Linked DNA regions of Homo sapiens: region 1 is linked to region 2. A link is a loop called in an ENCODE intact Hi-C map of the cell type or tissue named here. Cell type or tissue: right lobe of liver. All regions are shown on one strand. Each heading gives the region's core, and the rest is flanking DNA. Links, peaks and the distances in the headings are about the cores only.

The links. Hi-C counts contacts between places; a loop is a spot of excess contacts. Peaks named below come from ENCODE experiments on the same cell type or tissue, not always from the same donor. Only the 100,000 strongest peaks of a DNase experiment are listed, where the experiment ranks them.
Region 1: it touches region 2 in a loop (4-fold over the local background); 107 of 110 quality-filtered maps call a loop at or near these places.

What each region holds. Positions count from the first base shown.
Region 1 is chr2:41,875,572-41,887,397 of GRCh38, forward strand. It overlaps LINC01913 (long intergenic non-protein coding RNA 1913), which reads left to right and starts at 1,984. Exons shown (of 3, transcript NR_033996.1): 1 at 1,984-2,207. In right lobe of liver, for the core only: no CTCF peak of the experiment used is centred there; DNase peaks (open chromatin) are centred at 5,130 and 5,880; H3K27ac peaks cover 3,274 bases.
Region 2 is chr2:42,065,604-42,077,429 of GRCh38, forward strand. No RefSeq gene overlaps it. Among named protein-coding and RNA genes, the nearest start is that of PKDCC, 23 kb to the left of the region's middle. RefSeq lists a silencer at 3,424-3,588. In right lobe of liver, for the core only: no CTCF peak of the experiment used is centred there; no DNase peak of the experiment used is centred there; H3K27ac peaks cover 932 bases.

The sequences.
Region 1 (11,826 bases), core at 2,100-10,099, 190 kb before region 2:
AAGGAGATTTTGTAACTATTTATCAATGTCAGAGGGAGCAAAGTCTTTCACATTCTATCACTCTAGCTGGATATCCCTAAAGGGTAGGTGTTTAAGCTCTTGAATCTGGCTTTTCTTTTTTTTTTTTTTTTCTTTTGAGACAAGATCTTGCTGTCACCCAAGCTGGAGGGGGTCAAGGACATGATCACGGCTTACTGCAGCCCCAAAATCCTGGGCTCAAGTTATCCTCCCACCTCAGTCTCCCAAGTAGATGGGATTACAGATATGCACCACCATGCCTGCTTTTTTTTTTTTAAATATATAAAAACAGAGTCTCATTATGTTGCCCAGGCTGGTCTCGAACTCCTGGCCTCAAGTAATCCTCCTGCCTTGGCCTCCCAAAGTGCTGGGATTACAGGCATGAGCCACCATGCCCGGCCTGAACCTGGCCTTTTAGATTACCTTCCAGCTCTTTTGCTTCTAACTGGTAAACCTAGGCAAGTTATTTAACCCCATTAAGCCTTGATTTTTCTCATCGGTAAAATACTTCCTCCCTTAAAGGACTGTAATAAAGAAAAGAGGTCAGCGATCTGTGGTTATGGGGCCAAATCTGGCTCACCGACCGTTTTTGTGAAGGCCTATGAACTAAGAATGGTTTTTACATTATAAATGGTTGAAAAAAATCAAGAAAATATTTTGTGACACCTGAAAAGGATATGACATTCAAATGTCAGGGTCATAAAGTTTAATTGGAATATAGCCACACACATTTGTTTACATCTTACCTGTGACTGCTTTTCTGCTACTACAGCAAAGTTGAATTGCTAAAACCAAGATGTTATAGCCCACAAAGCCTAAAATATTTACTGTCTGGCTCTTTACAGAAAATGTTTGCCAACCTCTGGTAAAGAGAAAATGAAGGAATGCCTAGATGTGCCTATAATAGGGCAAAAACCTTTAAAATGTCAGCTCCGATTTTCTTTTATTCATGTCTAGCTCCTGTCCAGCCATGGTATTTATGCCACTCTGTATTTGCATTAGGATAATTTTTCAGATCATTGCAAAATATGCATTCTCCTACAGAACATATAGGGATATCTATTTCTTAAATGGCATTGCTAACACACAATGCACTGACCTGACCTCACAGAAAGAAAATGGAACAACAGAGGTCCCATCCTTCCAAATGTCATCCACTGGTCTTATCCTTATGGAAATAGACAGTACACGGATCTGGAATGGAAGCAAATAATAACCGGGTCTCCAGATTCCATCGTATCACAGAACATAGAACCAAGAAAGTACCTTAGAAGTCATCTGATCCAGTCACCCCTGTTTTACCAATGAGGAATCTAGACCCAGAAGAAGTTAAAGGACTTACCCAAGAGTACCCAACAACTCTCTCACCACCCCAGGCTCCCATCTTTGTGTCTCTCCTGTGTGAGCTGTTCCCTGAAGTTCTTCCTGAACTTGCACATTGCCTTTCCCTTTGATTTTAAATCCTTGGCTCAAATGACATGCCCGGACTATATCGTGTGATATGAGCTTGAAAAGTAATTTACGTACAAGTCTTGAAAGCAAATCAAGTTTTAAAACAAAGTAGCATCTACTCTGCCCCAGCCTTGACATCTTATTACATAGCAAATGCTGGCTTTTTAATTTCCCTAATCAAGACTGGTCCTATTTAGCCCACCTCCTCAAGGGGTCCCAGCACTAGCCCCACTCCGACGCCTGATGAAGTTCCAGAACAGGTGAGAAAAATGAGAGGGCCCTGCCCAGGGCTCTGGGAGTCGGCCCTCACTGCCTGCCCTTCAGACAGCAAGACAGAAAAGGCATTCATTTTCTTCCTCCACGTCATGATACCAACCGAAATTACCTTTAAATGAGGAAGAAGGTCATTATTTAATCAATAGGATTGCGTCAATTGAGGAAAATTTGTCTCCAGTGTAAACAAGCGGAACGTCTTTGCGCTCTATAAAAACAAGGTTAAATTACTTGCAGATCCGGGCAACGTGGAGAGATGTAGGAAGTGAACCTGAAGCCTGACACACTCAAGGTCTCGGAACCGAAAATAATAGGAATTGTTCTTATTTTTCCAGTGGAATCAAGCACAGAGATGGGCACGCCTCTTTACAGAACCAAAGATTCAGAACTGTGCCTTACCCTTTGCTTATGAGGCGGAGGAGGAGGAAGAGAAAGAACCACCGCAAAGAGAGATGGCAACAAAGGTAAAATGAAGGCCGGGCAGCCGATCCCACTCAGGCTGACCACAGTGAGGGAGCAGCATTAAAATGAGAAAGGATCAGGTCTCGAAGCCCAGCCCTTCCCGCTGAATCTCGTCCTTTGCTTCATCCATTCCATTAAATAAGTCATATTGAAAATAAATTATTATTAATACAACAGTAGCTAACATTATGGGGTCTCACTCCATGCCAAGCATGCCAAACCCAGGTCATGCACGGTGCTACTCGATGTTCACAGCAGCTCTAGAGGTGGGTGCCAGTCATGCCCACTTAGCAGATGCAGAGGAGGGCAGTCGCAGCTGGAGAACGGCGGGCAGTTCTGCCTGTTTCTGAGGCCCCACTGCTTGAACTGCCAGCCTCAGAGCCATCTGCTCACTGGGTGCTCAGCCCCGTGCTGCACGCTGTGGACTCACAGGGGGAAGTACAAGCTAGGCCTGCCCCTAGGGCATCCCCATATCCCTGGCAAGAAGGGGATTTGGGGCATTTACTCCTGTTTAGGGAGAGGCTCAGCTCGTCTGGGAATCCCTGGATGAGCAGACTCTGTGCCTGCTCCTCTCCCGTACCCCTTCCCCATCCATGTCAAGGGCTTTGGCCACAGCACATAATGGGTCCAGCGAGTCACAGTCTCTCCCGGAGGCGGCCCCAAAGACCCCTTACCCACACCTCCTCGATCGCTGCTAGGGTATGAGCTGGAGGCTGTCGGTGGTGAATGGGATCTCTGTCACTCCACAGGCATCTGATGAGGTCTAAATTCCCTGCTCCCTGACAGAACTTCTTGGTGGGGTTATGGCTTCCAGGTTCTCCTCACCTACTCAGGAGACTGGGCTAACACTGAGTGAGGTTCGCTGACACCCTCTGTTCATTAACAACAGGACCAAAACCAAATAAATTTTAGCTCTGGGCTTTTGGACAGCCAGATTCCAACACTTTGGTGGTGGATCCTGACTAATGTTCCTTCCCCATCCCTCCTCCTCCCATCCCCCAACCCACCCCGCCCAGCTCCAATTCTGAAGTGTCTGAATGCGGAGTTCATAAGCTACCTTCCTTCCATGACCATGTTGCCCACACGGCCTCTGCTGAGGATCCGGGCAACACAGTCACCACGGGAGGAGGCCCTCAGTTACCCTAGCAGCGATCTGAGGAGTGTGGGCCAAGGGCTTTGGGGCCTCCTCCGGGAAAACTGTGGCAGCCCAGCCAAGACAGCAAGAGTGTGGCCTGGCCAAAAAAAAAAAAGGAAGCTTTAAAAAAAATTTTTTTAAGTGAAATGAAACATATTTGACCTGGGAAGAAATAAAAGACCTTTCAAGTTGTCAAAGTGACAAATTAGACAAAGAGGCCGAGCAAATGTGAGCTCCTGGGGAGTCCGTCAGAAGGAGCCCAGATGGAATGGACGAGGCTGGGGGTGACCAGAGGGATGCAGACAGAGGATTTATCCAGGTCGGGGTGGGAGACCAGTCAGAAGGCTGCACAAAGCTACACACAGTCTACCCTTTGTACTAGTATTTATCTAACTTGTCAATTTTATAGCCACGTTACCTTCCGAGTGTTCAGGAAGGCAGATATTGGTGCTGTCAAGAGGCCTGGCTGTGGTTTGCACAGCATAATGACAGATGCAAAAAACAAAGGGGAGGGGAGAGGGGCCTTCAGAAACCACAAAAGAGCCTTTGTAATTATGCCTCTGCCTCCCTCGGGAGCGTGCCTTTCCCTCGCTGCAGAGGTGCTCGCTCCAGGGGTGCTCTCTCCCCCTATATGCAGCTGTGCCGGGCAGCTGCACCGGGCAGCTGCCTAGCACACGTCTACCAGTCACCCTGCATGGACTTGAAGGGAGCTGTTACATGACTACCTCTCTTCCCCAGGCTAAATAGCTGCAGTCCTTTAACCTCTCTTCATGGGCCTGATTTTCCATCCCTTTAATCATCCCTGTCACTTTCTGCTGCAGCCTGTACTCACCACAGCCCTCCCCGAGAGTGGAGACACAGCCAACAAGGATCATGGGCCCAAGGGCCTCCAAGAGCTGCTCCTTTCAGACCACCCCCACCATGGGCCCACCCTGCAGCCACAGGTCCTGGGAAGCCCATGGTCATGGAGCCCCCACAGCTGAGTTACTGTGGCTCATGACCCAATTGGAGCTCTTCCCTCCCTGCTCTTGGATATTCCCCATGACCAGAAAGTCATTAAAATCCCACAGTCTCCTCTGAGCTGATTCTCACCATTTTTCTCTTCCTCTTCATTCTCAGTGCCTCACTCTTACACACTAGACCCCTGGACTATCATTTGGACCATGGAGCCAGCCCCCCAGCCAGCTTCCCTGCCACCAACTTCCCCTCCAAGACACTTAAAGGCCAGCTTTGGAAATATTTTTTTAAATTGAATGTCATTTTTATCAAGTCCTTCCCCTACTCAAGAGCCTTTAGTAGTTCCCTATTTCTTCTTGTTATAGCAGACATAAATAACTCACCAGATTTTGAGAATACTCTCACCACTCCCCCAACCCCTCTTCTGCCTATGTCCAGATCTACACTCAAAAACAGCCTTCCCTAGTTAATCTCCTCCCCTCTCTGTCCACCCCTTTACCCATCCCCATGGTTTATTGGATACTGTTTTGGGTGTCTTGAGATATTAGGTTAGGGTTCTTTGACAGCAAGCAACAGAAACCAACTCTGACTAGTTTAAGGAACAGAAAGGGATAGATTGGAAACGAATGGCATAGTTTGGAGATTAAAAGCAAGCCTGAACTACAGTCCTGGGAAAGATAGAACTGGGCAGCTCTGAAGATCTTTCTGGAACATTGCCATCAGATGATCAGCTCCAACTGCCTTCTCTCCTTATTTCTCTCTGCTTAAGATTCAGAGTTGCAGGACTGAACATCAACAAGCTCCGTGATCAGGGAGCAGAGTCCTGTGATTGGTTGCCCTACCAAAACCACTCAGGGTGGGGGAAGGTTGCAACATTTAGCAAATAAAAATACAGGATGCCCAGCTAAGTTGAATTCCAGATAAACAATGTTTAATTGCCCATATAAACACATCCCAGGCAGTAGTTCCTGATTTGTCTTCTCATTCTTCCCTTCCCTCAGTCCCACTCTGTTGCTCCCAGGTGGGTCAGCACACCCTCAGACCTGTACCTCTACCCACTCTGACTGTACCTCACTGTTAATGAATCTGTTCAGTCCTTTCAAGGTGGCTGTGAATTTTATTTCTTCCTCTTTAATTTTAATAACCGAGCTTCCATTGACTGGAAACTACACATTAACTGACACAAATAAAAGGGTGCACATGCCCTTTGGCAACCTTTATTGTTTATTTTCTCTTTAGCCTCATTGGAGAAAAAAATCAACTTTCTCCGTCTTCTCTCTTTTGCCAAATATTACAAAACAGACCTAATAACACTTTGCATTTGCATAACTCTTTAGATCTTAATGTACATTTTCACACTCATTTCATTCAGTGTCTTCACTCCTCAGTGAGTGAAGTGGTTAGTGGGCACAGGTAACATAGTCCCCCATTTTACAGATGAGAAATTCAGACGTTGAAAGGTGGGTTACAAAAGCTAGTATGCATCCAAAGTTGTGGATCCAGGACTCGGAACAATGTGTCCTTGCCTCTTTTCTGTAAAGGGCCAGATAGTAAATATTTCAGGCTTTGTATGCCAGATGGTCTCTGTTGCAACTCCTCAACTCTGCCATTGCAACACAAAAGCAGCCATACGTAATACATAAATGAGTAGATGGATGTTCCAATAAACTGCATTTGTAGAAACAGGCCAGTGGGCCATATCTGGCCCACAGGCTATACTTTGCAAACTAACCCCTGCTTTACACCACACAACAAACACTTTCCAATCTTTTTAAGTCTATCATGGTTTGCCTCCAATTGGGATGCCATAATTTTGACCTCAATCAATTTTAGATGACTAATTTTTTCTCTCCTCTTTACTTCTTATGCATCCGGATTGCTGCGACAATGACCAACTTGGCTTCCCACACCCACTTGGTTCTTCCTACACTGTGGCAAAGTTTCCTCTCATACGTGTGAATGTGCTCAGCTAAGCCCATTCTTCCTCCGCTGGGTCCTTCTTTACCCGCATATGAGATCAGTACCGACAGACCTTGTGGGGAGGCAACTTTCTAGGATGGGTCATCTTCTGAGGCCCCCAGGATTAACCAGCATACCCAGAATTAACCATTAAACAGGATTAACCATCATCCTTCTCTCTTTCCTTTACTCTGGGCTCCACACGTTTCCTCTCTTGGGCCTTTTCCATGGCAAGTTTGTCCCAGGGAAACTCATGCCTGGAATGGTAGCTCTACGACCTGGTCTTTCTGTGGCGTTTTCCTGTTGCCCACGGAAGTTGGGGACTGGGTTCAGTTTCTTCTTGAGCCTACAGAGTGAAAAGACTGGCTCAAGGGCCCTCCCTAAGAAGGGCAGGAGCTCCTTGAAGGCAAACTAGTTTAGTTTATACCCGTCACTGTTTATATATCCTGAGCTATAATGAGGGCTGGAGGCTGTAGGTGGACAGCAGCCTCCTGGGTGAAGAGGCCAGCTGCTTAGATGACTGGACTTACAAATCCTCAGCCATGCTGATGGCCACCTGGAACCTGAATTCTACATTTTGGGAGCCAGTGGGCCATGACTGATGCCTCATGAAGGGGATGCCAGGTCTTTAAGTGGGCTTCACATGTGTGTATGTCCGTGTGCACACCAGAGTGTAAAGGCAAGAGACTGTAGAGATCAAGCTGCCCAAATCGTTCATTTACAAATAAACCAAAGCCCAGTGATATCACCTTGGTTTACCATGATGCCAAGAGGTAAAAATCCATATTATCTTTATAAATAGTATCCATAAAGGTGATGATAAACTTGATCAATGAAACAGATATTTGTAACTATAAAGCTTTCTTTGGATTTTTTGTTTTGTTTGTTTTTTGAGAAGGAGTCTTGCTCGGTTGCCCATGCTGGAGTGCAGTGGTGCGATCTCGGCTCACTGCAACCTCCACCTTCTGGGTTCAAGTGATTCTCATGCCTCAGCCTGTGAGTCTCATGCCTCAGCCTCTCAAGTATCTGGGATTACAGGCACACGCCACCACACCCAGCTGGTTTTTTAATTTTTTTTTTAGTAGAGACAGGTTCTCACCATGTTGGCCAGGCTAGTCTCAAACTCCTGACCTCAGGTGATCAACCCACCTCAGCCTCCCAAAGTGCTGGGATTACAGGCATGAGCCACAGCACCCGGACGAATATCAACATAATTTAAATAAGGGGCAGAGAATATGTCCATCCCAGCACAGCCCAAAAGCCATACATGAGATCAACTTTTTCAGAAATAGTTAAGATTTGTTATCAAGATTTCCATGTGTCCAAAGGTGGAATTCTATAGAAACACCAAGAGCCTCCTCCAAATATTTTTGTAAAGCCTCTAAAAGGATCAAGAGAGACAACAAAGAGTAGAGGGCACAAGGAATACTTCAGCTTTGAATGCCCTGGCTCTGCCACTTTAAAGTTGTGTGACCTTGAGCAAATTATTTAATTCGCTAAGCCCCAGTTTTCTCATCTGTAAAATGAGCACAGTGATAGTACTTACCTCACAGAGGTAATGTAATAATTAAATGAGATAACGTATACAGACCACCTAACATAGGGCTGACAATAACTACTTAATATTCACTATTATCGTGGTGGTTGTTGTTGACACCTCAGACTTTTTGCCTTAAGTTCAACTCTAATTTTGAGTTGCCTCCTTTTTCAACTGTGAAAAAGGGATAATCATTTAACAGGAGAGACAGGCAACTAGAAGTTAGTTATGACCTGGACAGAGTGCTCTGGCCCCCTACCCAGAGCCACGGTCTGCCCCAAATAATCTCCAGGCTAAGAGACAAAGTGGCTTTTCGGAGCAGGCTTTCCTCTGCGGGGGTGGCCTCCAGGCAGGACACAGGCCGTCTGGAAGAGGTCATGATCTCAGGTAAGAGGTGCAAGGAATCAGGGGAACAGACCAGGAAATGTGAAAAAGGCTAGTGCACAGTTTTCTTTGTGGACAATCTTTTTGGCATTACGATGTTTTAGTCAAATTGTGCCCTGCTTGGAAGTCCTACAGGTTGAAGGCAAGGGAAGTCAGAATTTCTACAACAAAAAAACAAAGGGCCCAGGATAGCTCCTAGATAAACGTCATCCTTCAAGGACATCTTGGTAGGGCAGACTACCAGCGTTTGCATCAACTCATGCCATTAAAAAAAAAAAAAAAGACAAAAAAAGCAGCCCACCTAGAACTTGATTTTTCCGGGGATAGAAGAAACACACTAGACAAAACAACTCTCTCCTTTTCCCTGGGTTACTTGGCAGCAGCAGAAAACACTTGACAAAAAGTTCCAGAAGGGCTTGATATTGAGTTTGAAAAGTACAATTCCCACAACAATCACTGACTAAAGTAGCAATATTTTAGCCCTTCACAGGAATCTGGTTATTATTACCATTTATGCCAAGTATCTTGTTTCTATTCTCTTTGATTTAAGGTCATTTTCTCTGTAAAAGGCCTGCTTTGTTGAGCCCTACACACTGACGTTGGTTTCAGGAGAAAGAGGACTGGGCAAGTTGGGAAAGTATCGTATCGTGCCGAAACATTAGATGCCCTGGTTGTAAAGAAACCCTTTGTTTTTGCTCTGAACCTGATGCATTTCTCTGGTCTTCATTTCCTAGTTCGGTGCACTAATTTCAGCATTGTCCACCCTGACAATGATAATACCTCTGCTTGAGCGTGGCAGGTTCCAAGGAGAGAATCCAAGAGGTTTTACCTACCTGGACAGGCCGGGGTACAACCTGGCCAAAGGAGATCCAAGTCAATACCCATGTCTAGAAAGTCACCCTGTGACTCAGGGTCCATTGTGTAGACATCTTGTGAGAAAGGATACCAAGAGAGTGAAATATCTTGCTCAGTGATGTACTACCAGGGACAATTTTTCACCTTGGGAGATACTTGACAATACCTGGAGACATTTTTGGTTGTCACGACTCAGAGCAAGAATACTATTGCACCTACTGGGTAGAGGCCAGGGTTGTTGCTCAACATCCTACACTGCACAGGGTGGTCCCCACAACGAAGACTAACTCAGCCCCAAATGCCAATTGTGGTAAGGGTGAGAAACCCTGAGAAACACAGAGGCACCGAAAGCCCTGCATGGGCAGGCCCCTGCCCACCTGCCCAGCCTTATTTTGCCCCACGCCCCCTATTCTCTAAACCCCAAGTGCGTAGATACCTTCCAGTTCCTGACTTCACTGTGTTCCCTCAGCATATCCAACCCCTCTGCCTGCCAGGCTCTTCCTTGGCATGCCTAGTTAACACCTTCTTATTCCCTAGAGCTCACCTCAATACATACTTTCTTGAGATGCCTTCCCATCAAGACTAAGTCGAATCCCCCATTCTATGCTGTCTCCCCTTTATTCTTTCTTTTTTTCCAGGGCTTTTAAAGTATCTTCATGGGGCCAGGTGTGGCGTCTCACACCTGTAATCCTAGCACTTTGGGAGGCCCACATGAGCAGATTGCCTGAGTCAGGAGTTTGAGACCAGCCTGGGCAACATGGTGAAGTCCCGTCCCTGCTAAAATACAAAAAATTAGCTAGTTATGGTGGCGTGTGACAGAGTGAGACTCCGTCTCAAAAACAAACAAAGAAAAAAGTATCTTCATGGCTTTTCTGAATTTCCCCAAGCTCCCTACCTCTCAGCTCTTAACATCTGTGGGCTAACAGCACTAAATCTAGAGTCCCATGACTTGTGTTTCAATCCCAGTTCTGGCATACTCTAGTTGTGTGACCTTGGACAAGTTACTTTTCTGTGTCTTTGTTTTCTTACCTCCAGCATGAAGATAGTAGCAGTACCTAGCTCATGCGGATATTGTGAGGATTAAACGAGACAGGCTGATAAAGTGCTTAGGACAGTGTCAGGCCCACTGTGAGCACTGTAGAAAATTCTGCTATTATTATTACTTCGAGAATTTAAAACTGCCATTCTGAGACATGTAGCTACAAGATAAGCAAGATATGCGGCTGGGGGCGGTGGTTCATACCTGTAATCCCAGCACTTTGGGAGGCCGAGGCAGGTAGATCATCTGAGGTCAGGTGTTCGAGACCAGACTGGTTAACATGGTAAAACTCTGTCTCTACTAAAAATACAAAAATTAGCCAGGCGTGGTGGCAGGTGCCTATAATCCCAGCTACTCAGGAGGCTGAGGCAGGAGAATTGCTTGAACCCGGGAGGCGAAGGTTGCAGTGAGCCAAGATCACGCCACTGCACTCCAGCCTGGGCGACAGAGCAAGCCTCCATCAAAAGAAAAGAAAGAGAGAAAGAGTAAGAAAGAAAGATATGCAGCATATTTTCTTCCCAGCAGCACAAACCTACATCACTGTCTTTTTTTTTTTTTTTCTACCAGAGAAATCAGAGCTCAGATCATCTGAGGCAGGGGAGTCAATGTCAAATGCTTTCTATTTACAGACAGAGAAATTGAGACTCAGAGTTTAAGGGATTTAGAAAGGTCACATAGCAGGTTTTCTCTACCTGATAACTCTCTCTCTCTCCTTCCCCCTCTCTCCATCTCCCTCTGTCCTTCCCTTTTGAGATGATAACTGGCGTGATTCCTAATCTACACTAAATGAATTATTCCTTAGCAACTATCTTCATCAGACTACAGGTCCCTGCTTCCAGCCATTCTACAAAAGACCTGGCAGTTATAAAATCCAGGCTTATCAGAACAAAACACACCAAACAGAACACAGCGAGGTTTCTAAACAGAGATTTAAGGTGCTTGCACAGTATCCTGAAAAAAGAAAATCTAAGCCTGAAAAAAGTAGACCAAATGCAAATAATAACCTAAATAATAAAGAAAACACTGAAGCTGTCTCCTGCAGCTTTCTGCCATGAAATGATTCGTCCTGAGAAAGGACTAGGAATGTCCCTGCAGGGCCCCACAGGCTGGGCCACATCTCTTTAACCTTAACTCCTCCAAATCCTAGTTACCTTTTAAAACCTCCCAGCTTCTTATGACAGTTCTTACTCTTTTTCCACCCACTACGGGTTTTGGAAGCTGACTCTTTGCCAACACTGTGATGTTTTAGCCCAAAGACTTCTTGGAACCTAAGACCTCATGGGGAAGAGTGTGGAATCCAGAATGTACAGTGACAGTGGCTTCTGACCTCTTAGTCTGACCATAGCTGAGGAATGCAGCTTTGGCTGGGGTCCCACTCTTCAGGAAGCACATGAACAAACTGGACAGCAGAATAAAAGTCCAGTCGAGATAACACACCTCATCATGTAAAGGGCAACTGGTTAGAGAAGTCTTAGGGAGGAACATGAAAGCTGTTTTCAACAATCTGAAAACCCGGTAAGATTTTCAGTTTCCAGAAACATTACACGCTGAGCTAACATCGACTTCCACTCCCTCTACTAACCCATTAAAATACTGGTAATACATAGCAAAAAAAAGAAAAAGAAACAATTTTGTAAATATAGCTAAGCTCATAAAAATCAAGTAAAATTGGCTGGGTGTGGTGGTTCACACCTGTAATCCCAGCACTCTGGGAGGCCAAGGCAGGTGGATCACTTGAGGCCAAGAGTTCAAGAC
Region 2 (11,826 bases), core at 2,282-10,281:
AAGGTATTTTTCTTTTATATATATATTTTATTATACTTTAAGTTCTAGGGTACATGAGCACGATGTGCAGGTTTGTTACATATGTATACATGTGCCATGTTGGTGTGCTGCACCCATTAACTTGTCATTTACATTAGGTATATCTCCTAATGCTATCCTTCCCCCCTCCCCCCACCCCACAGCAGGCCCCAGTGTGTAATGTTCCCCTTCCTGTGTCCAAGTGTTCTCATTGTTCAATTCCCACCTATGAGTGAGAACATGCGGTGTTCGGTTTTTTGTCCTTGTGATAGTTGCTGAGAATGATGGTTTCCAGCTTCATCCATGTCCCTACGAAGGACCTGAACTCATCATTTTTTATGGCTGCATAGTATTCCATGGTGTGTATGTGCCACATTTTCTTAATCCAGTCTATCATTGTTGGACATTTGGGTTGGTTCCAAGTCTTGGCTATTGTGAGTAGTGCCGCAATAAACATACGTGTGCATGTGTCTTTATAGCAGCATGATTTATATTCCTTTGGGTATATACCCAGTAATGGGATGGCTGGGTAAAATGGTATTTCTAGTTCTAGATCCCTGAGGAATCGCCACACTGTCTTCCACAATGGTTGAACTAGTTTACAGTCCCACCAACAGTGTAAAAGTGTTCCTATTTTTCCACATCCTCTCCAGCACATGTTGTTTCCTGACTTTTTAATGATCGCCATTCTAACTGGTGTGAGCTGATATCTCATTGTGGTTTTGATTTGCATTTCTCTGATGGCCAGTGATGATGAGCATTTTTTCATGTGTCTGTTGGCTGCATAAATGTCTTCTTTTGAGAAGTGTCTGTTCATACCCTTTGCCCACTTTTTGATGGGGTTGTTTGTTTTCTTCTTGTAAATTTGTTTGAGGTTCTTTGTAGATTCTGGATATTAGCCCTTTGTCAGATGAGTAGATTGCAAAAATTTTCTCCCATTCCATAGGGTGCCTGTTCGCTCTGATGGTAGTTTCTTTTGCTGTGCAGAAGCTCTTTAGTTTAATTAGATCCCATTTGTCAATTTGGCTTTTGTTGCCATTGCTTTTGGTGTTTTAGACATGAAGTCCTTGCCCATGCCTATGTCCCGAATGGTAATGCCTAGGTTTTCTTCTAGGGTTTTTATGGTTTTAGGTCTAACATTTAAGTCTTTAATCCATCTTGAATTAATTTTTGTATAAGGTGTAAGGAAGAGATCCAGTTTCAGCTTTCTACATATGGCTAGCCAGTTTTCCCAGCGCCATTTGTTAAATAGGGAAGCCTTTCCCCATTTCTTGTTTTTGACAAAGGTATTTTTCTTTATTGCCAAACCTTTTATATGTGTTGTGATTTTTTTTTTTTTTTTTTTTTTTTTTGAGATGGAGTTTCACTCTTGTTGCCCAGGCTGGAGTGCAATGGCGTAATCTCAGCTCACTGCAACCTCCACCTCCCAGGTTCAAGGGATTCTCCTGCCTCAGCCTCCCAAGTAGCTAGGATTATAGGCATGCGCCATCACGCCCGGCTAATTTTGTATTTTTAGTAGAGATGGGATTTCACCATATTAGTCATGGTGGTCTTGAACTCCTGACTTCAGGTGATCCACCCGCCTTGGCCTCCCAAAATCCTTGCTGGGATTACAAGCATGAGCCACTGCGCCCGGCTGTGTCATGATTTTGTCTGGTTAATACAAATGGTTTTATTTATATTGTCTTTCAACGTCTTAAAAAAGAAGTTCGATCTTTCTGCCTAAAATGGGACCAAAATCTCCCATTTTGTTATATAACCTTTATTTATCCTGGACTGTTGGAAAGTCAGCCCCACTAATTCTTTGATGCCTAACAAGTGTTTGATGGCCTACTACAGGAGCTGGAATCACAAATGACTATAGAGCCAGCAGGGAAGGGATCAGTGGTGCCTAAGGCCACCTGGAGAACTTAGGCGTGATTTGCATAGGTATTTCAAGAAAGCTGGAATTTTTTGTGACTCTCCTGATTTGTACACTTTGGCTACTTGTTCAAATTCAAAATTAAAATGAAATAAAAAGACATTTGTGGGCCAAACAGAAAATGTCTAAAAGCTGGATTCAACCGGCTGGCAGTGATTTTATGACCTCTGGCACGAGACCCATTTCTGAAGTTATAACCAGCTGCCTGATTTCTTAGCACTCAGACAACCAAACCTTCTCCATGTCCTTCCGTCCCTTCTTCCTTGGCGAGCCCTGCACCACTCCCGACCATGCGACGAGGGTGATGAAGAACATTGGTCCTCAGAATTAGGAAGGCTTGTGAATCTGTCCCTCCTTGGAAGCATTTCTCCTGCCAGAACATGAAAGCTGGAGACATTTTTGTTATTAATTCATTTCTCTGTCTGTCGCTTACATTTAGTGTGGCTGTGAGGAATGAATTTGATGGTGTTCAAATATGACCAATTTCATCCTTAAGCCCTTCTCAGTTGTCAGATGGTGCCAGCCAGTCCTAGGCTCTGTTTCCAGTTTGCTGTCAATCTGACTTCAGCAGTCAGTGTGTTCGTCACTGTTTATTCCAATACCACTGCCCTGTCTGGCACACTGGCCAGCTTCAGAGGACTGACCTTAAAAGGTGGCCACCTCTTCTGCTCCAGCTCCACTTCCCCTGTCTCCCTCCCCCTCTCATCGTTGGGAGCATCTTTGGCATCTCCGCCACGGAGGGATCCTATCTGCCTCTATGCTGGCGTCTGCTTCTGATCTCTCATGAAAGGCTTCAGGCAACCTCCACTTCCAGAAAATGATCCTTTTCCCTGCAGTGACCCTAGGGCTTTGCCACACAGATTTCCCACTGTTCTCGGATCCCTGGATATTGGCCCCTGGACTTGCAGTAAGGTGCAACAGACACCCCAGGACTAACCATCATCCCCAGTCCCCAGCACACCAAGGACCATCTGGTGCCATGAGGTTGACGTGACATCTCTGCTGCCCTGGGGGCATTGGAAAACTGCATCAGCATGGTCTTATAGGAGCTTGTGCACTGATCAATGAATTAATCACCAATCAATAAACGAATGAGCTGAGGCTCACCACTTAGTCATTTTAGCTTCTGTACAGTGAAGCGTCCCTCCCTTCTCCATGCAGGACCCGTTGTGGTTACGAATGCCTCCTATTAGTTCTTTGTTTATTTGGGGCATTGCAGATGCTGCCAGATGTTTACTTTTAACGTGAGGAGAATTACACCACTCCTGTGGTTGTGGAGAAAGAAGGGGGAGCTCAGGGCTGCGAAGGTGGGAAGTCCCTCCACAGCCCAGTCACTGGGAGTTCCTTCCCGCTCCCCTCCAGATGTGGCCCAGCCCCTACCCCATTTTGTCAAGTCAGCAGATCCCGACTATTCCAAGCATGGAGGGCCTGACAGCCTCCAGAGCCCAGGCAGCAGCACATATGGCCCAGCATGTGGTGTGCACATATGTAACTCCGAGGTCACGCCGGGCTCCACCAGCCCTCCCCGCACTCAGACCAGGACTCTCACTGCAGAGTCCCCGTCTCACCTGGCCCTTTAAAACAGCTCCCTCCTTGACAAGATCAAAAGGCAGAATTACCTTTTGAATTATTGGAGCTGCTGGAAAATGACACTGTTGGCAGGTATGGCCATGGTACTACCCCAAGACTAACCTTGGAACCCCACAAAGCCTGACCTATTTGCAGCAACACCTCTCAGCCTGCAAAGTCCATTAGAATTGGTGGGATCTTGTGTGGCCAAGAGGAGCTGAGGCTGATGGCAGAGGCCAGTGCAAACGCAGGTTCTCCCCACCAGGGTCCAGATTCTTTCAAAGACATGCAGGCTATTACCTACAGTCCACATCTTTTGAATGACAGTTCCTGATCCACATCACCTTATGCCACCATTACCTCTGCTGCTGGACAAGGAGGGAGAGCCTGCTCATTTGTCCATCCATCAGCCTGTTTAGTCCATCCTCCTCTCCATCTGCCTTCCTTCTCCCTTCTGCCCTCCTGGGCTCTAATAACCTAGAGCCTACAGATACCTTCCTTTTCTTTTTCCTTCTTGGTGCCCAGGAAGCACAGCCAAAAGGCAGAAGCTCATAACCTGCCCATACTCCCAAACAGAAATGAACCCGGGAGGAGGGAGGGATGAGCAGCAGCTCCCTGTCCAGCTCAGCCCAGCCCAGCCAGGCTGGAGGAGCCTTGCAAATGAGAAAGGCCCAGGGCAGAGCCACGTACTCATATTGTAGGACTGAGGACTTACAATATCAGTATGACTGAGTTGGCTGCAGCCCATATGCTGGCTTCCTAGAAAATAGACCTGTCTCCTTTCTGAATGACAACTGAAAGCTGCTAAGAGAAGAGGAGATGCCCCTTGATATCTTTCTCAAGAACTTGTTTTTCCAAGAATAAATGGGATGCAAAAATCACCAAACATTGTTTCGCTACGAAACAGTGAACTGACCCAGTTGTAGTCATGCCTGTATCTAACCCCTCCAAACCACCATCCTACACCATCTCCATCCCTTTCACCAATCCACAGTACAGATGGTCCCCAAATGATGATGGTTCAACTTACAATTTTTCAACTTTATAACATGTGAAAGTTACACATATTCAGTAGAAACTGTACACTGAGCACCCATACGACCGTTCTGTTTTTCACTTTTAGTACAATATTCAATAAATTACATGAAATATTCAACCCATATTATAAAATAGGCTTTGTGTTAAATGATTTTGCCGAACTGTAGGATAATTAAAGTGCTCTGAGCATGTTTAAGATAGGCTAGGCTAAGCTGGATGTCTGGCAGATTAGGTGTATTAAATGCATCTTCAACTTACAATATTTTCAACTTACAATGGATTTATTGGGATGTAATCATGTCATGAGTCAAGGAGCACCTGTATGTAATTATTCTGTTAGAAACTGAAGTACCCCCAATCCAGCACGTATCCTTCCTTTTCCTCTCCCCATAGCTGCTTTGAGGCAGGGCTAAAGCCAAGGTGATCTGCACCACTGCCTCTTCCAAAAAGCCCCTCCCTCTTTTCCTTAAAGACTTTTGGCCGGGCGTGTTGGCTCACACCTGTAATCCCAGCACTTTGGGAGGCCGAGATGGGTGGATCACCTGAGGTCAGAAGTTCAAGACCAGCCTGGAAACCCTGTCACTACCAAAAACACAAAAATTAGCCAGGCGTGGTGGCAGGTGCCTGTAATCCCAGCTATTCAGTAGGCTGAGGCAGGAGAATCACTTGAACCCGGGAGGCAGAGGTTGCAGTGAGCCAAGATCATGCCACTGCACCCCAGCCTGGGCAACAGAGTAAGACTCCATCTCAAAAAATATAAAAAATAGGCTGGGTGCGGTGGCTCATGCTTGTAATCCCAGCACTTTGGGAGGCTGAGGCGGGTGGATCACGAGGTCAGGAGATTAAGACCATCCTGGCTAACATGGTGAAATCCTGTCTCTTCTAAAAATACAAAAAATTAGTCGGGCATGGTGGTGGGCATCTGTAGTCCCAGCTACTTGGGAGGCTGATGCAGGAGAATGGCATGAACCCGGGAGGCAGAGCTTGTAGTGAGCGGAGATCACGCCACTGCACTCCAGCCTGGGCGACAGAGTGAGACTCCGTCTCAAATAGATAAATAAATAAATAAATAAATAAATAAATAAATAAATAAAATAATAAACAAAAACGACTTTTGCCAGCTGGGCACGGTGGCTCAATCCCAACACTTTGGGAGGCTGAGGCGGGTGGATCACGAGGTCAGGAGATCGAGACCATCCTGGCTAACACAGTGAAACCCCATCTCTACTAAAAATACAAAAAAATTAGCCAGGCGTGGTGGGAGGCGCCTGTAGTCCCAGCTTCTCGGGAGGCTGAGGCAGGAGAATGGTGTGAATCCAGGAGGTGCAGCTTGCAGTGAGCTGAGATCACACCACTGCACTCCAGCCTGGGCAACAGAGCAAGACTCCATCTCAAAAAAAAAAAAAAAAGACTTTTGCCACCTCCAGGGGACCCTCTCCTTTCTTCTTCTCTGTTCATTCAGTCTTTGACCCTTCTAAGAAGGTAGATCCATCAATTAATAATTTAATCATATATACACACAAGTCCCATTTTCCTGTTTTGTTTAACAATGTTACCACTGGGTGATTCTCTCTGAAAACTTTCCAGGAGCCTAAGGGAGAGGACACGATGGAAGAAGGGTCTGGGAAACACACAAGGAGAGCTGGGAAATGTGTGGCTCTAGTAGGCCGCTCCTGAAGATGAGCAGAAATTCAGTTATTCCAGCCTTCTCCAAATCCAGAAGAAAGTATCCAAAGCTTAGCTGAGACTCTGGCCTTAACCTTAACCCTACCCCTGTGAGTCAGTGGATCTCAGACCAGGGAGAAGTCATTGGACGCAATAGAGGATGTTGCTGGGCCTTCCCCAGAGGTCACGGAGGAGGCGCTTTGGTCTAGTGGTTATGAGCTTCAGCCCTGAAGTAAAGCACCTGGTTCTGAATCCTGGCTCCATGAATTATGCCCATGGGACATTACACAGGTTCATTTCTATTGTTTAGCCTTAGTTTCTTCATGTGGGAAAGGGGATATTAATAGTACTTACCTGATAGGGTAGTTATGCAGTATAGAGTAATTCTGGTAAATCATTGAGCCTATCACATCCTAAGTTCTCAGTAAACATTAGCTATGATTATCATTACTGTGTTTTATTATTGGGCTCCAGACCCTGCCCTTCCCTAGAGGTCCAGAGAGAGGATGCCCGCCTCTCTGGGAGTGAGTGTGCCATGGGCCCATCCAGGCTACCCCAGCTCTGTATTCAACCAGATGTGGCTCTGTAAGTACAGCAGATGAGGCAGGCTGGGAGCGCCAGGAACTGGACAGGACCACCCATGGGGCTGCGGTAGGTGCTGGCAGGACGGCCTCAGCTGCAGCTGCTGGGCAGCTGTCCAGAGTGACAGGCAGAATGCAGTGTACAAGGGTGTGGAAACAGACAACAGGTGGCAGCTCAGCACCAGTTGGCGGCTGCAGAGGGGAGTGGCAGATTATCTAGCATTTGGTAACAGGGCGTTGCTACCAGCAGGTGGACCACAGCCATGGGCAGTTCCAGAGGGGTCTTCTGAAATGTAAGCAGGCAGGCAGCAAGAAGAAAGTCTGTCAGCAGATCCCGGAACCCAAAAAAGGCTAGATGGGGAGCGGGAAGGAGGGGAGAGGACCAGAAAGAGCAATGCAGGGCCTCAAGCCTGAAAGGACTAGACAGGTTGGCAGGAACCGGCCACAGACGCAGGACACAAGGAAGCCTGGCATGACCAGAGCCCAGGCACGCAGCAGCAGGAGCAGGAGGACTGCATGGGATTGGAGTACGGCAGGTCCTAATGTGGTGCAGCCCCTCCCCCACCCCTGAGCCCAGGCCAGGCCAATCGCCAGGGCAACCAGGGCAGGCCTGAGCCTGTGCTATCCCCAGGATGAGGGTGCAGAAAGGGAAGTTGGAGGTCATCGTGGGGGTAACTCCTCCCTCCTTCTCCCTGCCTCTCTTTCTCTCACACACACACATCTAGAGTTCTGTCCAGCTACTATATCAATTCTCCTGATTCTTGCCCTTTTGCATGCTTTCTCTTCCCTAGCTCCTACTTACTGATGAAGAAATAGAATCAACTCTCAAAATGAAAAGCCCACTCTATCAGAACCTAAACAGCCCTCCAACAGTCATCTGGTAAGTGACAGGTCCCTAGGCTTCTGCTCTGTGCCCCAATGGAAGGAGCAGTCTGCAGGAGGGGACGTGGCTAGAGAGGGCTAGACTCCCTCAATTGAGGAAGGAAGGTGAGGGTCCCCATAGCCCCTAACTTGGGTTCATCTCCCACATGTCTCCTTAGGCTTGGCTAACAACCCCCTCCATAGACTCCATTCTGGGCCTCTGTCATGCCAATGACCCCAGAAGACTTTGTCTTGGAGACTGGGTGACCTTGGGAGCCAGGCTCAAGCTTATCTATTCTAAACTCACATCTTCACAGAGGAAATGAACCTATATTCATCTCCATAAGATGCTAAGCCTCGCTTGTACATGTACATTAGCTCCTAAGCTTCACACACATTTTTATGGTTTCCCAAGTCACACATGCGTGCTCTTAATCACTGGCCTCCAAAACTTAAGGGTGTGAGCAATGAGAATAGACACCATATTGGGGTGCCCCATAAGGGCAGACTGTAGTCACTAGATCACCCCTTACCCCAACCTCTTGGCATGTCAACCACATTGTCCACCCTGCTCTGGCTGTTCTTCTACCTCCCTAGCAAAATGGTCTGAAGTGACTTGGGCTTGCTGGGAGCAGGCCAGGCTGCCTTCTCAGTTTGCTGTTGGCTTTAGAATACGGTTACTCATGTGCATAGCATATGGATCCAGCTGGAGCTGAATTCCATGGAATCTATTTGGAGTTAGGGATGGAGTAACCAGAGTCACAGAACTTCCCTGACCTCCAGGCCTTCCTGGATACGCAAAAAGCAGAATGACCAACAATTTAGATTAGTTTAGATCTTCCCAGCAGGAAATGTAATAGAGAGAAGAGGTTACATAGGTGAATTAACAAAAAAGAAAAGCCACATATGGGATGATGAACCAATCCAGAGGTGAGAAGCAGCAGGGAGACACTTCTGCCCTCAGGCTGGAGGGGGTGAGGAAAGAGAGGAAGTGGGGTTACCAGAGCCCAAAGCCAAGGCTGCCCAGTGGGAACTGGCAACCAAAGAGAGAGGCAACATGTGTTGTGAGCTGGAACCATGAAGAAACCCAGATTCTGCCAAAGACACCACAGGAAGCAGAGAGCAGCAAAGAGAAATGAACATCCTAACTTTCCCCCTCCTACTGCCTTAAAGTCTCCTGCCAGGACCCCACATTGGTTTAACTCACCCTGGAAGCCATGGGCAAGGAGCCTGGGAAATGTAGTTCCTGCAGAGGAATCCTGGAGGGGCAAGGAACCAATCTGAGAGCAAACAGGCAATTGCCAGCACAGCCAAGAATGACTATCTATGGGGCCTTGTATGAACCACTTGCAAGTGTCTCTGTTTTTGAGAAATACTAGAGCCAGCTCCCCAGGGAGCAGCATCCTCCTTCACCCTCTCAGTCTCACAAAATTGGAAATGGGTCAGCTGTCTCTGGTGGAAAAGTATGTCCTGTTAATGTGCACAATCAGAAGATTATTTTGCAGGCTCAACACAGTAGGATGAGACCTTTGAAGGAAACCAGGCATTGTCTGTAAACAAGTGGTGCGTCCCTCAGGGACTGTCTTCACCCCCTGGTTAGGGGCTGGGCTGAGCCCAGGCACTAGGGGGCTCTTTGAGTCATTTCCTACAATGGAAGAAGGCATGCCCTGTGCCTTGGGGAATGGTGAGGTATCTGGCTGCGGACCATGTGGGAGGCATTGTTCAGGACACCAGAGCACTCAGCATGTTCCTTGGAGAAGACCAGAGAGCTTCCTCCTCCCACCCCTCCATGTGCTCCCCCACACCAAGGCCACATGTGGCCCAGCTTCCTTCAGGTCTCTTCCAGTGTCTCACCTGAGACTTTTGGCCTGAGCGTGCATGGAGCTCCTGCAAGCTCCACTTACATTCTTACACTCTTCCCAGGCACCCCACACTCCCTTTTCCCCCTAGCCACCCCAGGAGCCAGTCCTGATATTGGAAGCCCCTCCCTTCAAGGCCCCCAGCTGAAGAATCCTGGGAACAAGGGTAAGGGAAGAGGTAGGGTGGGGAGAGGAAAAAGACATTTCTAAGATTCCTGGAAGCTTTTCTGGCCCCAGAGAAGGAAGGCTTTGAGCCCAGCACGGGTTCAGAATCTGAATATGACTCCAAGAGAGCATGCAAAATGGAGGATTCTTCCCACCCTGTCTTCGCCCTCCTTGGGCAATCACAGCCTAACCCCTGCCCAGATACTGGCATTTACTAGTTTCAGTGTTTCAAGTAAGTCTTGTTTCTTCAGCTGCTCTGTAAGTTCTCCATAGGCAGGAGTCAGATCTGTATAGTGCAGAGTTCTGCAGATGCCCTCCCCTCATCACGCTGCACAAATCCAAGCAGTACCTTCACGGTAAGTCCTGTGCAGGGCTTGCTACACAATTGGTGGGGTCCAGTGTAAAATGAAAATACAGGCTCCTTATTAAACATTGTTAAAAACTTCAAGATGGTGGCCATACAGCATTAAGCCAAGTGCAAGACCCTTCCAAGCCCAGGGCCATGTGCAACTGCACAGGTTGCAAAACAATGGAGCCAGCCCTGGTCCTAGGTGGTGTGTGTGGTAGCTTGCTTCCAAAGATACCACCATCAATTCCTCACCTCTCTGTGCCCACATGCTACTCCTACACCAAGATGTGGAGTCTGGGCTGGGTGCAGTGGCTCACGCCTGTAATGCCAACATTTTGGGAGGCCGAGGCAGGTGGATCACTTGAGCCCAGGAGTTTGACACCAGCCTGGGCAACATGGCGAAACCCCGTCTCTACAAAAAATACAAAACATGCCGGGCATAGTGGCATGCACCTGTGGTCCCAGCTACTTGGGAGGCTGAGGTGGGAGGATTGCTTGAGCCCAGGAGACAGAGGTTGCAGTGAGCCAAGATCATGCCACTGCACTCCAGCCTGAGTAAAAGAGCGAGACTCTGTCTCAAAAAAAAAAAGAAAGATGGAAAGAAGGAAGGAAGGAAGGAAGGGAAAGAAAGAAGAAAGAAAGAAAGAAAGAAAGAAAGAAAGAAAGAAAGAAAGAAAGAAAGGAAGGAAGGAAGGAAGGAAGGAAGGAAGGAAGGAAGAAAGAAAGAAAAAGAAAAAGAGAAAGAGGTAGAGTCTAATTTCCTTCCCTCGAATCTGAACTGGACAAATGGAATTCAATGGAAACAATATCCTTGTACATCCAAGACTAAGTCACAAGAAACCCTGCAGGTTCTGCCTGGACCTCTTGGAATGTTTGCTTTTGGGACACTCCCTCTCAGAACCCGTCGTGCTGTGAGAAACCCAAGGCACATGGAAAAACCACATGTAAGTCAACAACCCCGGCTGAGCCCCACATGGACATCCAGCATCAGCCAGTCAGGTGAATGGAACACCTTGATCATCTAGCCTCCTTAAGCCCTTGTAGGACTGCAGCCCAGCTGACATCTGACTTTATCAACATGAGAGAACCCAAGTGAGAACCAACCGGCTGAGCCCAGTCAACCCACAGAACCATGAAAAATAAGAATAAATTGTTTTAAACCATGAAGTTTTGTGGTGGTTTGCCCATGTAACAATAAATAACTGAGACGTGCTTCAAGGAGTGGCATTCACTTAGGATACGATGTGAATGTCCTGAGTTGGGTGACACCACAATAATGGCTGAGCACACACTAGCAGCTCAAGAAAAGCTGCTCGCTGGCCTGACATGCTGGCACCAGACACGTGGGCCCCTACCCCACAACATGCCCTGTCTCTGACAGATGCTGTTTGTGATGAAATATCTGCCATCTGGTTTCAACCTGCATCTTCCTGGCTAATAAGGATGCGGATACTGCTGTCTCCAGAGATTCATGACCACTTCCTCCCACCCCATTCCTACCTTTCCTATCTCAGGAAATGGGCCTCTTTACCCATAGCAACATAATAGAATTCCAAAACCAATCTCACAGCCAGTTTGAATATCTGTCTTTACTGTCATAATAATGCAGACACTGCACCTGTCCTCTAATTCTGTTCTCTACTCTTGGGTTTGTTCATTTGTTTCTCTGGGATCTTTAAACATCTGATTAAATTCTGTGCTACAGATGAAAAGTTCTGAGGATGGAAGATTATCAGGCTTTGTAACTTTCATCAGCCCTCCTTTCTGCTTGGCAACTTGTTGCAACCCCTATTCTCTCTC